Linked DNA regions of Homo sapiens: region 2 is linked to region 1. A link is an interaction called in ENCODE POLR2A ChIA-PET data of the cell type or tissue named here. Cell type or tissue: A673. All regions are shown on one strand. Each heading gives the region's core, and the rest is flanking DNA. Links, peaks and the distances in the headings are about the cores only.

What was found. ChIA-PET counts read pairs that join two places held together with the same protein. Peaks named below come from ENCODE experiments on the same cell type or tissue, not always from the same donor. Only the 100,000 strongest peaks of a DNase experiment are listed, where the experiment ranks them.
Region 2: POLR2A ChIA-PET joins it to region 1 with 9 read pairs; 6 of 35 experiments call an interaction of 5 or more read pairs at or near these places.

What each region holds. Positions count from the first base shown.
Region 1 is chr3:99,906,886-99,915,542 of GRCh38, reverse strand. The region is part of intron 1 of CMSS1 (cms1 ribosomal small subunit homolog); the gene reads right to left. The region is part of intron 4 of FILIP1L (filamin A interacting protein 1 like); the gene reads left to right. The region is part of intron 1 of LOC105374010 (a long non-coding RNA gene); the gene reads right to left. Among named protein-coding and RNA genes, the nearest start is that of MIR3921, 53 kb to the left of the region's middle. In A673, for the core only: no CTCF peak of the experiment used is centred there; a DNase peak (open chromatin) is centred at 4,492.
Region 2 is chr3:100,275,183-100,283,465 of GRCh38, reverse strand. TBC1D23 (TBC1 domain family member 23) reads right to left here. Exons shown (of 19, transcript NM_001199198.3): 2 at 3,706-3,817; 3 at 1,619-1,724. Among named protein-coding and RNA genes, the nearest start is that of TBC1D23, 18 kb to the right of the region's middle. In A673, for the core only: no CTCF peak of the experiment used is centred there; no DNase peak of the experiment used is centred there.

The sequences.
Region 1 (8,657 bases), core at 1,444-6,443:
GCCTTCCAAATATGCGAAATCAAGACTGAACCAAAGTGAGGGTTTTTAAGTACATCCAAAGTCTCCAATGCTTCTCTGGCTTGCCACTGTCAAAAATCCTCACACTAATTGCATCTTCTTGTCTAAAGTTATTATGAAAAATCAAATATTCCCACTCTAAGGTAAGCGGGCTTACTTTTGATATATTTTGTTACACAGCCCCTTCCACAGGACCAAGAGTATGGGAGAGGTAAAATAAATATTTTTTTTGAATGAGTGAATGAAATGTAGGAAAAGTTGGCTACATTTTAATCTATTATTTTCCATTAATCTCTCATCATGAATTAGCTTCTGGATTCATTCCCTTCGGTTAGCATGGTCATGGGAGAATGGGATATAAGACAAGCCCATTTTGATGAGGAAAGCAGAATGAGCTTAAGAGCATTGGGACTATCCCCAAGAAGGCAGAATTAAGAGCATATGGTGCCCTTATCATGGAGCTAGAAGAAAAAAAATGATCCTAAAAGGGGATTTTAAGATTAAACACATCAGAGACATTAACTAATCACTAAAAACAACTCACTCAATTCATACATTGCAGTTTTTATATCCAATATTTTTTCACTAACAAAAACATCATGACCATTTTCCCAAATCACCAACTACTCTACATCACAATGAAAGTAGATGAATACTACTGTATCACACAGGTGCATCACAACTTATTTAGCAAATTCTCTGTTGTGGGCATTTATATTCCTCCTTTGTCACTAGTATAAAGAACTCTATCCTGAATGGCCTCACATTCCAATGAATTTTTATGCCTTTCTGATTATTGTTTTAGAATTCTTATATGTGAAATTGCTAAGTCAAAAGTTATGAACCTATTTAAGTTATAAAACCTATAGCTAAACTGCCTTCTGTAAAAGATATTTATACCATTACTAACAATGAAGAAGAGAACCAATTTCTTACTTTATAACTTTACCTGAGACTAGTCTTGAATCTGACCTCAATTTAAACATGATATGATGTTGTAAAGAGTATAAAGTGAATGTTAATGACATGAATCAGACTTTCCCACTGACTTGGGCTTTGTTTAGAGATGTGTTACTTCTGGAAAAAAAAATCTAACATATCAAAAACACACTTAAAGATTATAACATTTTATTGAAAGAGTATTTTCACCTTGTCAATATAATTTCAGTATATTTCCTTTTCCCTATCAAATTCAGGTTCTCATGGCCTAGCATCACTGGTCTTCCAAAAATAAAAAAACTTCCATTGCTCATTCTCTGAAATGTCTGAGGCTTCCTCCTTCATATATCCTATATCAAGTCTTAGAGTCCAAATCCAGGATCCTGGCTTACCTTTCTCACCACATGACATATTTGGCAACAGCTCACAACACTCAGTACTGGCCCTACATGGTCCTGAAAAGTCTGATTTGTTGAAAATAGTGGGATCTAAGGCCCACTTTGCCAAATTCCCTCTCTAATTTAAATTCAGTTAGTTTGGAGTGTTTGAGAATTCTTTATCAGTTTCCTATTTAACTCAATTTCTACTTGCCAATCCTCACTTCTTTAAATTTCCTCCCTACTTATCATACACATACACTCCATTTATTTCCATGAATTTCTCAGTAACACTCTGAAATATCCGAGATGCCTGACAAACTTGTAGCTTCAGAAGATGTTTCAGAAGAAACGCATTAGCAAGATTCATGAGACTGAATATGTGTTTTCTACGTTTTTTCTTTTCTTAAAAATAAGTAATTTCCAACTCACAGCTTTTTCACACTATATCTTGCATATATGCTTCAGGGTCACGCACATAGCCCTGCTCTCACTTCCTACTCCTCAAAGATAATCCACCATGAATAGTTTCTTGTATTTATCTTTAAAAAGATTATTACAAGCATATATCAGCAATTCATGAAGATCATACAATACTTTTTCTATTCTTTTTTTAAGTGGTTGCATATTATTCAATTTTATAGATGCAATTCATTTAGCCAGGCCACCTTATGAGCTTTAGATTGTATCCTTTTTATTTCCTATTAAACATTCTTTGGTTAATTGATTCTCAGTAACTTCAAATGCCTCTTACTTTCTACTTTCCTTTAGAAATAGGTTAATCACTGGTAACAGAGAGATACCACTTCATATCCACTACGATAACTTTAATCAAAAAGATAATAACAAGTATTGACAAGGATGTGAAACTGGAACCCTCATATGCTGCTGTGTAGTAATGTAAAATGGTGCATTGGAAAATAGTCTGTCAGTTCCTCAAAAAGTTAAGTGTAGAATTATTGCCTTAGTCCGCTGGGGCTGTGATGACAAAATACCAGAGATTGGGTGGCTTGTAAACAACAGAAATTTATTTCTCACAGTTCTGGAAGGTGGAAGTCAGAGATGAGGGTGCTAGAAGTATTCTGGTAAGGGCCCTCTTCTGGGTTGTAAACCGCTGTCGTCTCCTTGTTTCCTCACGTGGTGGAAAGTGGGTGAGAAAGTTCTTATGAGGGTCACTAATTCCATTCATGAATGCCCCTCTAACCTCAAAACCTAATTATCTCCCAAAGGCTCCACTTCCTAATACCATCACATTGGGAGTTATGATTTCAACATAAGAGTTTGGGGGGACACAAATATTCAGTCCATTGCAGTTACCATACAACTCAGCAATTCTACTCTTAGGTACACACCTAAGAAGATGAAAACACATGTCCACAAAAATCTGTACACAAATATTCACAGCAGCATTATTCATGATAGTCAAGAAGTGAAAACAACCCAAATGTCCATCAACTGAGGCATGGATAAACAAAACTGTGGTATATCCATGTAATGGAATACTACTTGTCAATTGAAAAGAAGCTCTGTGGGCCAGGTGCGGTGGCTCATGCCTGTAATGCCAGCACTTTGGGAGGCTGAGGCAGGTGGACTGCTTGAGCCCAGGAGTTTGAGACCAGCCTGGGCAACATGGCAAAACTTCATCTCTACAAAAAATACAAAATTTAGCTGGGTGTGCTGGCATGCACCTGCAGTCCCAGCTACCTGGGCGGCTGAGGTAGGAGGATCACCTGAGTCCAGGGAGGTCAAGGCTGCAGTAAGCCGAGATCACGCCATTATACTCCAGCCTGGGAAACAAAGCAAGACCCTGTCTCAAAAGAAAAACAGAAAAAAGAAGCAGCAGCCCTGTGCCCATTAAGCAGTGACACTACAGCCGCTAGAAACCACTGATCTCCTTTCTGTCTCTATGGTTTTGCCTATTCTGGGCATTTCACATAAATGGAATCATACAAGATGTAGCTATTTGTCCCTGTTTTCTTTCACTTAAAATAATGTTTTCAGGGTTCAGACATGTTGTAACATGTATCAGTATACTTCATTCCTTTTTATGGCTGAATAAAACCAAAAAGGTCAGTATGGATGTATAACTTGATTGATTTAAATGACCAACAAGATAGATATAAAACTATTGATGATAATGTAGATTTCTCATGAGATAAAGTTTCACTGTGTTCTTAACACTCTAAAAATTAAAACTTTTAATGTTATTAGGAAGCAAAGAATAAAGACTTGGAACTGAAAGCAAATGATTATTTGCTGGAAAAAAAAAGAGAGAACGAACATTTTGGTTATATGTGAAAAGAGAGAAAATGGGGGATATTTGTTATCCATTCTTTCATTTAACTTAACACTATGCTTGGAACTAGGAACTAGGAAAAAAAAATAATGAAGAAGACATGGATCCTGTCTTTGAGGCCCAGGTGGAAACATAAGTAGAATGAGTTAATTAATTGTGAGCTGTAACAGAGGCATGTACAAGAGTGCTCAAGGATCTGATTAGAAAGATGGATTAGCTCTGCAGGGAGCGAATGTGAAGGTTTCCCAGCAGGCAGCAATTAGCTTCAAGGCTGAGTAGACTTAGCAGGCAGAGAAATGCACTCACAGGTACATTAAAAAGATAAATTTATGGAGTTAAGCCTCGGGTGAGGATGAGTATTTTAGAGCCAGGGCATACAGACCCTGTATGCCACAACCTTGGATTTCCCCTTTATCCTGAGACCATGAGACATTCGTCATGCAGAAAAATCTCAACCCACCACTGGCAAGTTGTTAGAGAACCTAGAGTGTATACAGGCCTTGTGTTAAGTGTGTCTAGAGTCAAATTTGGAAACAACTTAACAATAATAATACTTATTATTTTGTTATAATAACATATAATATATATTATATAATATATAATAACAAAAACAACAACCAGAAAACTATTACGAGCAAAACACCCAAGAGAAATGGATTTCACATTATCCATTATTGTACAACTTCCTGATAAAAACTTACTTTACAGCCAAATAGGATTGAAGAAATACATTTCCATTTGGCTGAAGCAAATGGAAAAATAAATCTCATTTCATCCTAAATCCCAGAAAGGGAGATGTGGGTGTGTAATGCGCTACCTAATCCCTTTGCCTAGCCTAAAATTGGCTAATTACAGCAACATGTGAATGAACAAACGGCAATGAGATATAACCAACTGGAAAAGAGAAAGAAACAGGAGCGTCTATTTATTTCAACTGTAACCTGAGCTCTGCCAAGAAGACAGGCCAGTCTCCATCTCTTCATCCTTGAAAAGGGTTGCTCAGCTAACCTTACTTAGAGAATATAACTGCCTTTGGCCATTGTTTGAGTTTGGGCCCAAGTTTCTTGGGCAACATTAAAAAAAATAACACTAGTTATGTGTTGATGCTTCCATCTATAAAATGGGCATAAATATTCTAGTTATCTACTTTCTTGCATGAGGGTTCTGAGAAGAGTATGGGTAACTATTTGGGCAAAGAATTTGAGATCTATAGGCCAAAGGGAAAATATAAACCCCATAAAATGTTTATTTACATATGGAGATAATAGTTAGAATTATAGCGTATTACTTTTTTTCAGCCTAAGGGCTAAAACATAATACTCCCCAGGTTACCTACAAAAATTGTTTCCTTGGAAAGTGGTAAGGGGTACTGGATATAACAACATGCATCTGCCACTTCACCTAGCACCTAACAACTGTGAAGACATGTGTTTGTTTACTTTAAAAGCTCTCAGTGATAGGAAGATTTATTAAAGAAATGAAACATTTCACCTCTAAAAGCTCACAGAACCCTGTTTTTGTTACATTAGTCTTGCCAGGAGAATTCTGAATGTGTTTGCATTCTATCAGTCGACAGTGTGAGTCAGTGTGTCCCAAACCAGTTTTCTAACCAGAAAGCTGAGAAGTTTGATGACACATTTAGGTAAACATACTCACTGGATGAAGTTATTTAAATTTTTATAGCCTTTTAATCCTCTCTAAGCCTTTGAAATCCATACAGGTTTTTAGACAAGATTTAAGTTCTTGTAAGTCAAAGAATAGAAATTACGTATAAACCAACTCTATTAAGAATTTCACAGGTTCTGGACATCTAAGAATACCTAATATTATACTTGAAAGTGCAATGAGGGTGAGCTGACCCCACACTGAAGCCCTTCACTGTTAAGTAATCAGCCTTATTCTTAAACAAAATTTCAGCTCTGAATACACATTTTGCCCCGAGAACTGAAATTTCTCACTCATTTTGGTCAGATGACAACAGCTCTTGTTGACAATGATAAATGAACTCTGAATATGAAGGGTTCACTCAAGTGAAAGAACAGGAAAGGGGTTGCAGACTGTGACTTTCATCACCTACTCTCCATGCAATTTCAGAATTCAATAGGCAGTTGAATGGAAATGGAATAAAAATGTGGCAAAATATACACTGAGGTTATCTAAATTAACTATAACTGATAGCAACTTTAAGTTATTATGAGTTAAATAAAATTAGCAGTGTGATGGACTTTTTTCATCTGTATGATGAAAAACATGACACACTTGATACCCTATTATTAGCAGTATTATTATTTCTTTATGCAAAGATTTTTCAAGTAAATCTACTCATTCTCTTACTCTAGAGAGTTTCTGCTTCACCTAAAAGAAATCTTGCCCTTGCCATGAATGATTATGTCTGCAGGAAAATTTGACTTTTCATTATTCACAAATTTGTTAACAAGTAACTATTGTACAAGGGGTGGCTCTAACTCCTTTTGATACCATGACTCCACCCACACCCCAGACCCCCTCACCTGACCCAAGGCTTCCACATCATTCCTACATGGATATATATGAAACATACACAAGCACATGGTACAGTGTATACACACAATCAAAATTCAATTTATTTTGCAGGTAGCACCACCAAACCCTAGCTCAGAGTACCTCTGCTCCATTTTCTGTTTGGTATTGGATCAGACAGAAAATTAATTTTATGAGAAGAGGCCAGAACTTGAAACAGGTGTCTCCCTGCATGTCTTTCACCCATAGCCTCAACTTGAAGCTCCTAAATTATGACACTTTAGCCATCTACTTGTTCAAGAAATGCTGCACTAGAACATTTGGTTCTTACATTTTCCAGGTAAGCATTCCTTTGATGGCCTGTGCACACACACATGCACACACAAAGGTTCTCCAATAATTTTTTTAAGTATAGAGTTGTTAACTGGTAAATTATTCACAAAGAGTAAATGGGGTCAGAGTAATCTCACACAGAATTTTAACTAAATCCCTGAAGCTAATTAAGATTCCCATTAAAAGAAAGAACACACACACACACACAATAGGAATTTTTTTTTGTAGATGGTAGATTCTATTTTGTATATTCTATACAAAAAATACAAAGAAAGGTCTCTTGTAAATAACTTGATAATTAGTGATAATAACAATTACATTTAATTAAATATTTACTGTCAAACACTGTGCTAAGCACAGTAGATTATCTCATTTAATCCTCCTAACAACCTTTTAAAGGAGGTAATATTATTGTCCACATAATATTCAGATAATCACCCTGAAGAAGCTCAAAGACAGTAACTTTCCCAAGATCACACTGCTAGTAACTGGAGAGGAGAATTAGGCCTCAAGGACTCTCATATCTGAGCTCTTAACACTTCTTTGCCAGTGGTTCCCAAACCTAAGTGATCATCATTATTGCCTGGGGAGACACTTAAAAGTATAGATTCCTGGGCCCAACCCCAAACATACTGAATGAGAATCTCCAACAGTGGAACTTGCAGATAGGAACATAATGGTATTTCAAATATGGTTCAAATGTTCTTTTAAGATGCCAAGAGAACACGAGTGAAGCCAGTTGTCACATAGTTGTCTAAGTCAAATCATCTGCCTTCAATAGAAAATAGCATCTCTTTTTCCACATATACCTCTTCTCACTTTATAATAGAAAGGTCTTATTTGCTAAAAGGTCAAATTAGGTAATGGACATACTATGTCAGCAATTTGTACTGACATATCCAGCTGCATGGGCTATGTTATGGAAGATGAAAGTGATACAGCACAGAAATTCTGCTGATTCAGAACTGCCGAGTTAGAACTTCACTGACAGAGAAGACACAAAAACAATTGGACAGTTTAAAAATCCTTGGCCATGCTCATTGCATGACCAGATCAATATTTACAAATATTCAATACACAGTTTCAGTACCTGAAAAATTTACTTATCATCTAGTTCATTTATTCATTCATTTCAAAATGCTTACTGAGTTCCTTCCATGTGCCAGGCACTGGATCACACATATGGCCCTTGCCCTCAGGAGGAGAAAAGCATTCAGGTGGTGGAAAAAGAGGTGATCACTGATTAGGGGATCAGGAATGGCTTGATCTCCTAATGGATCCAGATAGCATTAGCGTTGCACATTAAAAGACAGACATAGTTCAGACAAGGAGAAAAAGAGAAGGGAACACAAAAATCATTATAGGTGGACTTAATAGCATAAGGGAAGGGGATTAGGGCAAAAAGAGCAATCAAATTCAGGAAAAAGCAAGGAATATGGTTTGGCTTAAGTACACATAATGTGAAAAAACAGTGGAAGCTATGGGTGCAATGTTATGTTCAGCAAAGAGCTGCAGATGTCAAAATAAAGGGGTACGCCAGGTGCGTTGGCTCACGTCTGTAATCCCAGCACTTTGGGAGGCCGAGGCGGGTGGATCATGAGGTCAGGAGATCAAGACCATCCTGGCTAACATGGTGAAACCCTGTCTCTACTAAAAATACAAAAAATTAGTTGGGCGTGGTGGTGGGCGCCTGTAGTCCCAGCTGTTGGGGAGGCTGAGGCAGGAGAATGGCATGAACCCGGGAGGTGGAGCTTGCAGTGAGCTGAGATTGCGCCACTGCACTCCAGCCTGGGCAACAGAGTGAGACTCTGTCTCAAAAAAAATAAAAAAGAAAATTAAAAGGGTAATAGGTAGTTAAGATAACTATTCCACACCATTCCATCAGCACTATGATAACGTGACAAAGTATTAAGAGTACAAGAAGCTGAAGATCTGAGTTGAAGGGCTGCTTCCAGTATATGCTAACCAACTCTGTGTATTTGTTGAAGTCTAAATAACAGTAAGAGTCCCAAAAATATGTTTATTTAGGTTTAAATATACTCTAATTATTCAAACAAGTTTTAAATTATCTAAACATTATTTAAATAAACTTAAATATTATTTAAATAAACTTAAAAGTCGTTCTGCTCCATGAAACCATTCAGAGTTGTCTTCATCCACATGATCAATACTGAAACTCTACCATATCTCTGTTA
Region 2 (8,283 bases), core at 1,684-6,683, 370 kb before region 1:
CCTTATACTTATTTTAACAATCATTGGTTCACAGATCCAAAACCCAAGGAAAACACACAGTCAAAACGCTTTATAACAGCCTTTTTTTTTTTTGAGACGGAGTTTAGCTTGTCACCCAGGCTGGAGTGCAATGGCACGGTCTTGGCTCACTGCAACCTCCACCTCCCGATTTCAAGTGATTCTTCTGCCTTAGCCTCCCGAGTAGCCAGGATTACAGGCAAGCACCACCACACCCAACTAAATTTTTGTACTTTTAGTAGAGACAGGGTTTCACCATGTTGGCCAGGCTGGTCTCGAACTCCTGACCTCAGGTGATCTGCCTGCCTCGGCCTCCCAAAGTGCTGGGATTATAGGCATGGGCCACTGTGCCTGGCCTTCTAACAGTCTTTTAACTTTAAGACAGTTTAAAGAAAATTTAAAGAAAATTAAGAATAACAGTTTCACTTAAGCATGTTTTCTTACCTAGTCTGTTGAGAGAGAAGGGAAAGAAACAGAAGACTTCTATACATTCAGTATTTACTAAACATTAGCACTTAGTAATACCTGATCTATATATATGTCAAACATAAGAATGGCCAATCTGAATTAAAGGGATAGGTAAAGATAGGCATAGCCCATATTCCTGGGAAGCAAAAGGGTTTTCTAAACAGATTATCACCTACTCCATGATGGGCAGTTGTTGCTATAATTTTGGCAAGAAGAGGGAAAGGAATTCATTCTCCACTATCAAATTCTTTCTTTTGTCCACACCAGCAATAATGTTTCTGCTGTGCTTACCACACATAGGCCTATCAAGCTAATAATTTAACTAAAATATGATGGAAAGAGAAACAAAAATACAATGCACTAGAGATGAATTTAAAAGAAGTATAAACTAAATTCATCCACATTGTGAAATGAAATAGATGTTGTGGGGTGACTGGAAACCTATTCAATCACAATTTATAGTAGTTTCTCTACAGCAGTCCACAAACTATGATTTATAGATAAACTTTTGGAACAAAGCTCCCCTTTGAGGGCTGCATACAATCATATAGATCTTTAATTATATAAAAATCAAATTTAAGACTACAACAAACCCATAAATGTACATGAAAAATCTAACATATAATGCAAAAGAAACAGTAAAAACTAGGTTATCTTTTTTGTTTCTTTGAGATAGAGTCTCACTCTGTGCCCAGGCTGGAGTGCAGTGGTGTGATCTCAGGTCACTGCAACCTTTGCCTCCTGTGTTCAAGCAGTTCTCCTGCCTCAGCCTCCCAAGTAGCTGGGACTACAGGCGCCCACCACCACACCTGGCTAATTTTTGTATTTTTTAGTAGAGACAGGGTTTTGCCATGTTGGCCAGGCTGGTCTTGAACTCTTGACCTCAAGTGATCTGTCTGCCTTGGCCTCCCAAAGTGCTGGGATTCAGGTGTGAGTCACTGCACCCAGTCAAAACTAGGCTCCCTTAAAATTAATAGACAATATTTCATAAGAATTTCCAAAGAAAAGTTCTAAAGCTATTTACAAGCCTTTTACAAATTCTGAAATTATAAGATTATTCTGAAGAGTGATTCCTCAACCCAAAAATTATTTCCAAAATTTAACTCTGCTTGAAAGTGATTATTCAGCTTACCAATAAACTGCAGGCAATCTTTGTGAATAGTGTTCTGTTCTGGCAAGTCTAAAATACCATCCCATGATGCCAAACTATCACCTTTTCCTGCAACATTCAGAGCAATCTGGAAGAAAGATTTAAAAAGTGACTAGCTTCATATGTTATTCCTCATTCTTGGAAAATATGCTGTAATAATTAAAGGCCTGAATTTAAAAATAATAACAAAGATTACAATTAAGGTATCCATACTCCACCAAATGTTGAGTATTTAGTCATGTCACAACCAGCAGAATTATTTTAAGTCCTCCTACATTAGATATTTCTTCATGTTGATTTAGTGAATACAATAAATTACCCAAAATATTTATATATTTAGATATGTAAATTTACACAATCAATTTTTTTAATGTAAAAACAACAGAATGTACTGGCAAAGAAAAAGTACATCTGTGCCATGTACATTTTAAAATTATACAAAAGAATACTTAATAAATTGAGCAAATGTTTTCACTGTTTTGTAAGGTTTTTTTTAAAATGTAAAATAAACTGTATTGATTTAAAGAATCTTAAGTGACATATCCAAATGCAACAGGTAGACCTACTAGAATTCAAATTTAAACAAATCACCCATAAAAACACATGTATGAGACAACTGAAGAAATTATTTTATGATATTAAGGAATTACCAGTCTTTTTTATTTTTTGAGACTGAGTTTCGCTCTCTTGCTCAGGCTGGAGCATAGTGGCACGATCTCGGCTCAATGCAACCTCTCCGCCTCCCGGGTTCAAGTGATTCTCCTGCCTCAGCCTCCCAAGTAGCTGATACTACAGGCACCCACCACCACGCCCAGCTAATTTTTGTATTTTTAGTAGAGATGGGGATTCACCATGTTGGCCAGGCTGGTCTCAAACTCCTAACCTCAGGTGATCCACCTGCCTCAACTTCCCAAAGTGCTGGGATTACAGGTGTGAGCCACTGTACCCAGCCAGGAATTACCATTCTTTTAAACGTTTCAGACTTTTAGTATGCTAGCAAGGATTTGCTTTAAAACAATCCAGTGAGTTGGGTGGGGAGGAAAGGATGAGGATACTAATCAAACAACACTGGCTAAATGTTGATACCAGTTAAAGCTGGGTTATGGGCACATGGGAGTTCATTATACAAGTTCTACACTTTTGCATGTGCTTAAACTTCTATAATAAAATGCTCAGAATGCTGTGTACAGTTTTAATTCCATTTCTGTTACATATGTGCATAGGGCAAAAAGGTAAAAAGGTAAGCACCAAGACCTCATCTGTTTTACCTATAGGTGGTAGGTAACAGATTTTTATTTTATCCTTTGTGGTTGTTATGCTGTATATATTTCCACAAATATATGTATTTCTTTTGTAATCATAACAATGCCTTAATTCAAAATTTTAAAAAATAATAATACACATGAACTGTAGAATAGCTGAATAGAGGAAAACAAAGGGAAAATCTCCTATAACCCAACAGCCAGAGGCATACTTCCTTTTTTATTTTTAACATTGTTATGATCATTCTGTATCTGCAAATATACATCCTATTTTACTCACTGATTGTATCTTGTTTCAAGAAAATTTTCATAAACACCATTTCTTTTTGTTTTTTTTTTGAGATGGAGTCTCACTTTGTCACTCAGGCTGGAGTGCAGTGGCGCTATCTCGGCTCACTGTAGCCTCGCCTCCTGGGTTCAAGCGATTCTCTTGCCTCGGCCTCTTGGTAGAGATGGGGTCTCACCATGTTGGCCAGGCGGGTCTTGAACTCCTGACCTCAGGTGATCTGCCTGCCTCAGCCTCCCAAAGTGTTGGGATTATAGGCATGAGCCATTGTGCCTGGCCCCATAAACACCATTTCTAATGGCTACAAAAGCATATATTACATTCCAAAATCTAAGCCATTATTGTTAAATATACCAAACACTACAGAAACAAACATTTTAATAAGCTGCTGTTTGATAAATCTAGATGCGGCATGCTCATAAGGTAATAAAGTTTTCTGCAACTAAGACATCTGAAGCAACAAACTTTTAAAAATATTATTCTTCAGTGATTACATTTTATTCATTTTAGTTTCTAGTTACCTTCCAAACTTTGGCCCTCAGATCAGCAGGCAGCGGTCTTCCTTGAATTATATTTCTCAACGTTTCAAGATCACAACCTCCTGCTTCCAGAGCTTCTTCAAGATCTTTTTCCCTAAAAAATAAGTCCTATTTATTAAAATGAACTTTATCTCATACTTTTTCTTATTCAAGATTCATTTATAAGCATGGCCTATTAAAGGCTTGTCTAAGAAACAAAAGTTCTCAGCAACCAAAATGTAATGCCAAGGTATACACAGCATGTTTTCTTGTGGGAAATCTCAGGCTTCATACAGTCAATTTACTCTCATTTTACCCTTAGTTTGGTTGTCTTTTCCTAGATTAGAGAAATTTAAAGAGGAGATGGGGCAAGCTGGCTGACAGCACTGTGAAGTCATAGTAATAACAGTATTCCTGGTGGTGGTAATAACTTTACATAGCAACTATGTGTGGGGCACTATTTCAAACATTTTATGTGTTCTTTTTAATCCTCATAACAATCCCTATGAGGTAGGTTACATCACTGACCCCACGTACAGATGCAAAAATGGAGGCAAAGAAGGGTTATAGACATTTAGGGGACAACTGAAGAAATAACTTCATTGGTATTAAAAAGTTACTGTTCTTTTAGGTGTTTACCAGTATTATGGTATAGGGTCACATGTCATATTATGGTCACATGTCATATCAGCAGTAGAGCCAGGATTCAAATTTTAACAGTCTGGTTCCTGAATTCGTGTTCTTAACATTATGCTCAATTCAGCCAAGAATTCAAAACACTGCAGCCTGAGACTATTTAGTAAATGACTACATCAGTATCATGCCTAGAGCAGTGCCTAGCCTACAATAAGTATTAAATAAATGTTAGAGGGAAAAAAGGATCTATTGGTATATTAAAGCAAAAGAATAATATCACATCATCAAGTAAATTACCAAGCAGTTTTGTTCAGTCTACGATGTTTAAGGAGAAAAGTATGAATTTAATTTCATTTGTATAAGGTAAAAATAATTAAAAGAATACTTTTACAAAAGTATACATTGTTTTCTAGCCAGAAAATAACCAGTTAAATTATCAATTCCAGCTGGGCGCAGTGGCTCACGCCTGTAATCCCAGCACTTTGGGAGGCCAAGGTGGGTGGATCACAAGGTCAGGAGTTCAAGACCAGCCTGGCCAAGATGGTGAAACCCCGTCTCTACTAAAAACACAAAAAATTAGCGGGCTGTGGTGGCAGGTCCCTGTAATCCCAGCTACTTGGCAGGCTAAGGCAGACAATTGCTTGAACCCAGGAGGCGGAGGTTGCAGTGAGCCAAGATTATGCTACTGCACCCCAGCCTGGGTGACAGAGCAAGACTCCGTCTCAAAAAAAAAAAAAAAAATCAATCAATTCCTTAGGAATTTTCAAAAACTGAGGTTTCAGTCATTGTTTATGATTTCAGCATACATTAAAAATCTGTACAAATTTTTAAGAGCTTCATAACCTGGACAATCTGTAACATTCTTTGAAGCAGCCTAAAAGGCAGATGATCTCACTAGGATCAGGAAATCAGGATTTCTGTCCCATTTTGGTGGTTCTGAAGAAAATAAATTATTCCCACTCTTCATTTTTTTCACTAAGACAATGAAAACTTCCCCACTGATAGGCATCTAAGAATATTAGTTTAAATGTATAAATTTCATAAAGCGTTGCTCTCCTAAGAGAAAGGAATTAAATGAAAATGTAATCACTTAGGATCATACTCAACAGAAAAGTACTCATCGAATTTGAAAGGTTCCTTGACAAAGCTACTACAAATTCATATGAACAGAAGATAACTAATAACCACACAAGAAACATTTAGTTCTTTTGCTATATGGTCACCAAAGTGTTGGAAGGGAGAGGTAGAGAAAAAGATTTCAAGTCTACTGTTGAGAGTTCAGGCCTATAGCTGATAAAAACTGGGGTTTATCTCTTCTCTTCTGGCCAAAATGTACAAGGCAGGCTGTTAGTAACCATGAAACAAAGAAAATTTAATGGCATCTTTGGTGAATAAATACCATATATTTAAATGGTCAAATGTGTCAAATAATGAGGGACTAAAAACACTACTTACTGGGATGAAATTATTTTACTAGATGAAGAATTAGAATTATTCACTTTTTAGTGCAAAATCCTTTTCTTTTTGAAGTAATTTTGCCAAATCCCCTACTATTCCAGAGAACAAAGCTTGTATTTTGTTGCAAAATGCCCAATCCTCAAAGTACTTTTTAAATCACAATAATGTACAAACACATCTCTGTTGATACAGCTGCTGTTGGAGTCTTTGATGCTGTCTCCAGGGAACCACAAATGTGCTCTCCAGCAGTACAACCATGAGCAAGGGCTCCTTTGAAGACCAGAAAATGCTACACCTTAAGTAGCAAAAGATACTTCTTACAAACCTAAATAATTAAAAGTAACACTATTTTCTGAACAAGGCATCCAAAGGTACAGTTAATAGACCTTCGACAATATAAATGTGCTTATAAAAGTAGTAAAGAGCTGAAAATTGTTAAGGTAAATCATTCATAGAAGGATCAATCAGAGATAAGAATTCTATAGCATTTAGCTCCCAAATAGAATTCCTCTTCCCCTAAACCAAGTTTCTGCTTTTAAACAAGTAATACAATTCTAACATACAAAAGCAAAATCCATGTCTGGTGTGGTATGAGTGGGTGGGCTGTGTTTTGTTCAGTCTTCTTTGATTACCAGCAGCTTCTCACTGACCTTACAAATTAAAGATTGGTACAGTTACACTGGACATCCAGACAAGGTTTTAAAACAGAAAAGTACAGGCTTTGTCCATTTATTCTAGAAAGTACAAAAAATAAGCAAAATTATCTCCTTTGCTCAGAAAGGTCAGGACAGACCAAATCCCATGGTTCTGAGGTGGGAAGGAAGGAGAAACTCACCTCCTCCTGACTCTGTGACTTTGAAACTATTAACGTATGTTGGTATAATACTACAGGTTCCTGTCATGATCTATCAATAGCATTATTTTCCAAACCTAAATAAAACATAACAGAATTTCCCCTCACCTGATGTTGTGTGGTAAAATCACCTAATCTAAGCATTGTAGCCCAAGTTGCTTCAGAATTACAGCGAGGCAAACAATGTCACTGGATTTATATGGAAATAGTTTAATATTTATACTCAAGCTAGCAAATGAATTGGATTTTTCTTCTTTAGCCAAATGGTGAATAACATATGGAAGCATTTGCACAATGTATGGGAGAAGGAAGCATGAATTTTCAAGCACTACCAAATTTAATATGCATTTCCAAATGCTTCTATGATTAACAAATTCGTTATTAGAAATTTTGTAATTTTCTGAATAAACCATATTGAATCATACTAAAATTATGATTTTTAAAAGCAACTGGATTACATATATTGTGTTCCTAAAATTAAAATTATAGGAAATAGGAATTATATATTATATTCCTATAATATATATTATAGGAAATCTCCCACTAGGAAAAAATGACTATATACTAACATTTTTCTAAATTCGGTTTTCCTCCCAACCATGTTCTAAAAATTTATTTTCCCCATCATTTCAAAATTTATGAAAACTGTTTAAATATACACACACTCTCGCCAAACAGGGCATGAAAACAAGAAACGAGACTTAGTTCATCTCCTTTTTTTTTTTTTTTTAACAAGTATCTTTCTGCACTTAAAGAAACCCCATACCCATTAGCAGTCACTCGCCATTCCTCCCCACCAGCACCTCCTACCCTGACCCCAGTCTCTGCCAACCGCTGATTTACTTTCTGTCTCTACATATTTACCTATTCTAGATATTTCATATAACTGGAATCATATAATGTGTGGCCTTTATGCCTGGTTTCATTTAGCATAACATTTCAACATCTATCCATAATGTAGCATGTATCAATATATGCTTTTCATTGCCAAATAATAGTCCATTGTATATGAATATACCATATTTTACTTATCCATCCATTACATAATGGGCTTTTGAGTTGTTTCAACTTTTTGGTTATTATAATTACCTTAATTTTGAACACAAGTATCAGTAGTTCAACTGGTTAAGTGTATGATACATATATATTATTTGTTCATTAATTATTTATTCTTCAAGAGGTCTGAAAGAATTTAAAGATCAAGTCTATTAAAACCTCACTCAAAAACTAAACCCAAACCAGGCCAGGGGCAGTAGCTTATACCTGTAATCCCAGCACTTCTGGTTGGATGGCTTGAGCCCAGGAGTTTGAGACCAGCCTGGGCAACATGGAAAAAACCCATTTCCACAAAAAGTACAAAAATTAGCAAGTTGTAGTGGTATGCAGCTGTAGTCCCAGCTACTCAACAGGCTGAGGCAGGAGGATCAATTGAGCTCAGGAGGCAGAGGCTGCAGTAAGGCCAAGATCATACCACTGCACTCCAGCCTGGGCTACAGAACGAGACCCTGTCTCAAAAAACAGGCTACAGAACAAGACCTTGTCTCAAAAAGCAAACAAACAAAAAAAAAACACAAAATAATAAAACCAAACCAAAGAACCTGTCACACTCATGAGGATGACTACTACTTTCAAAA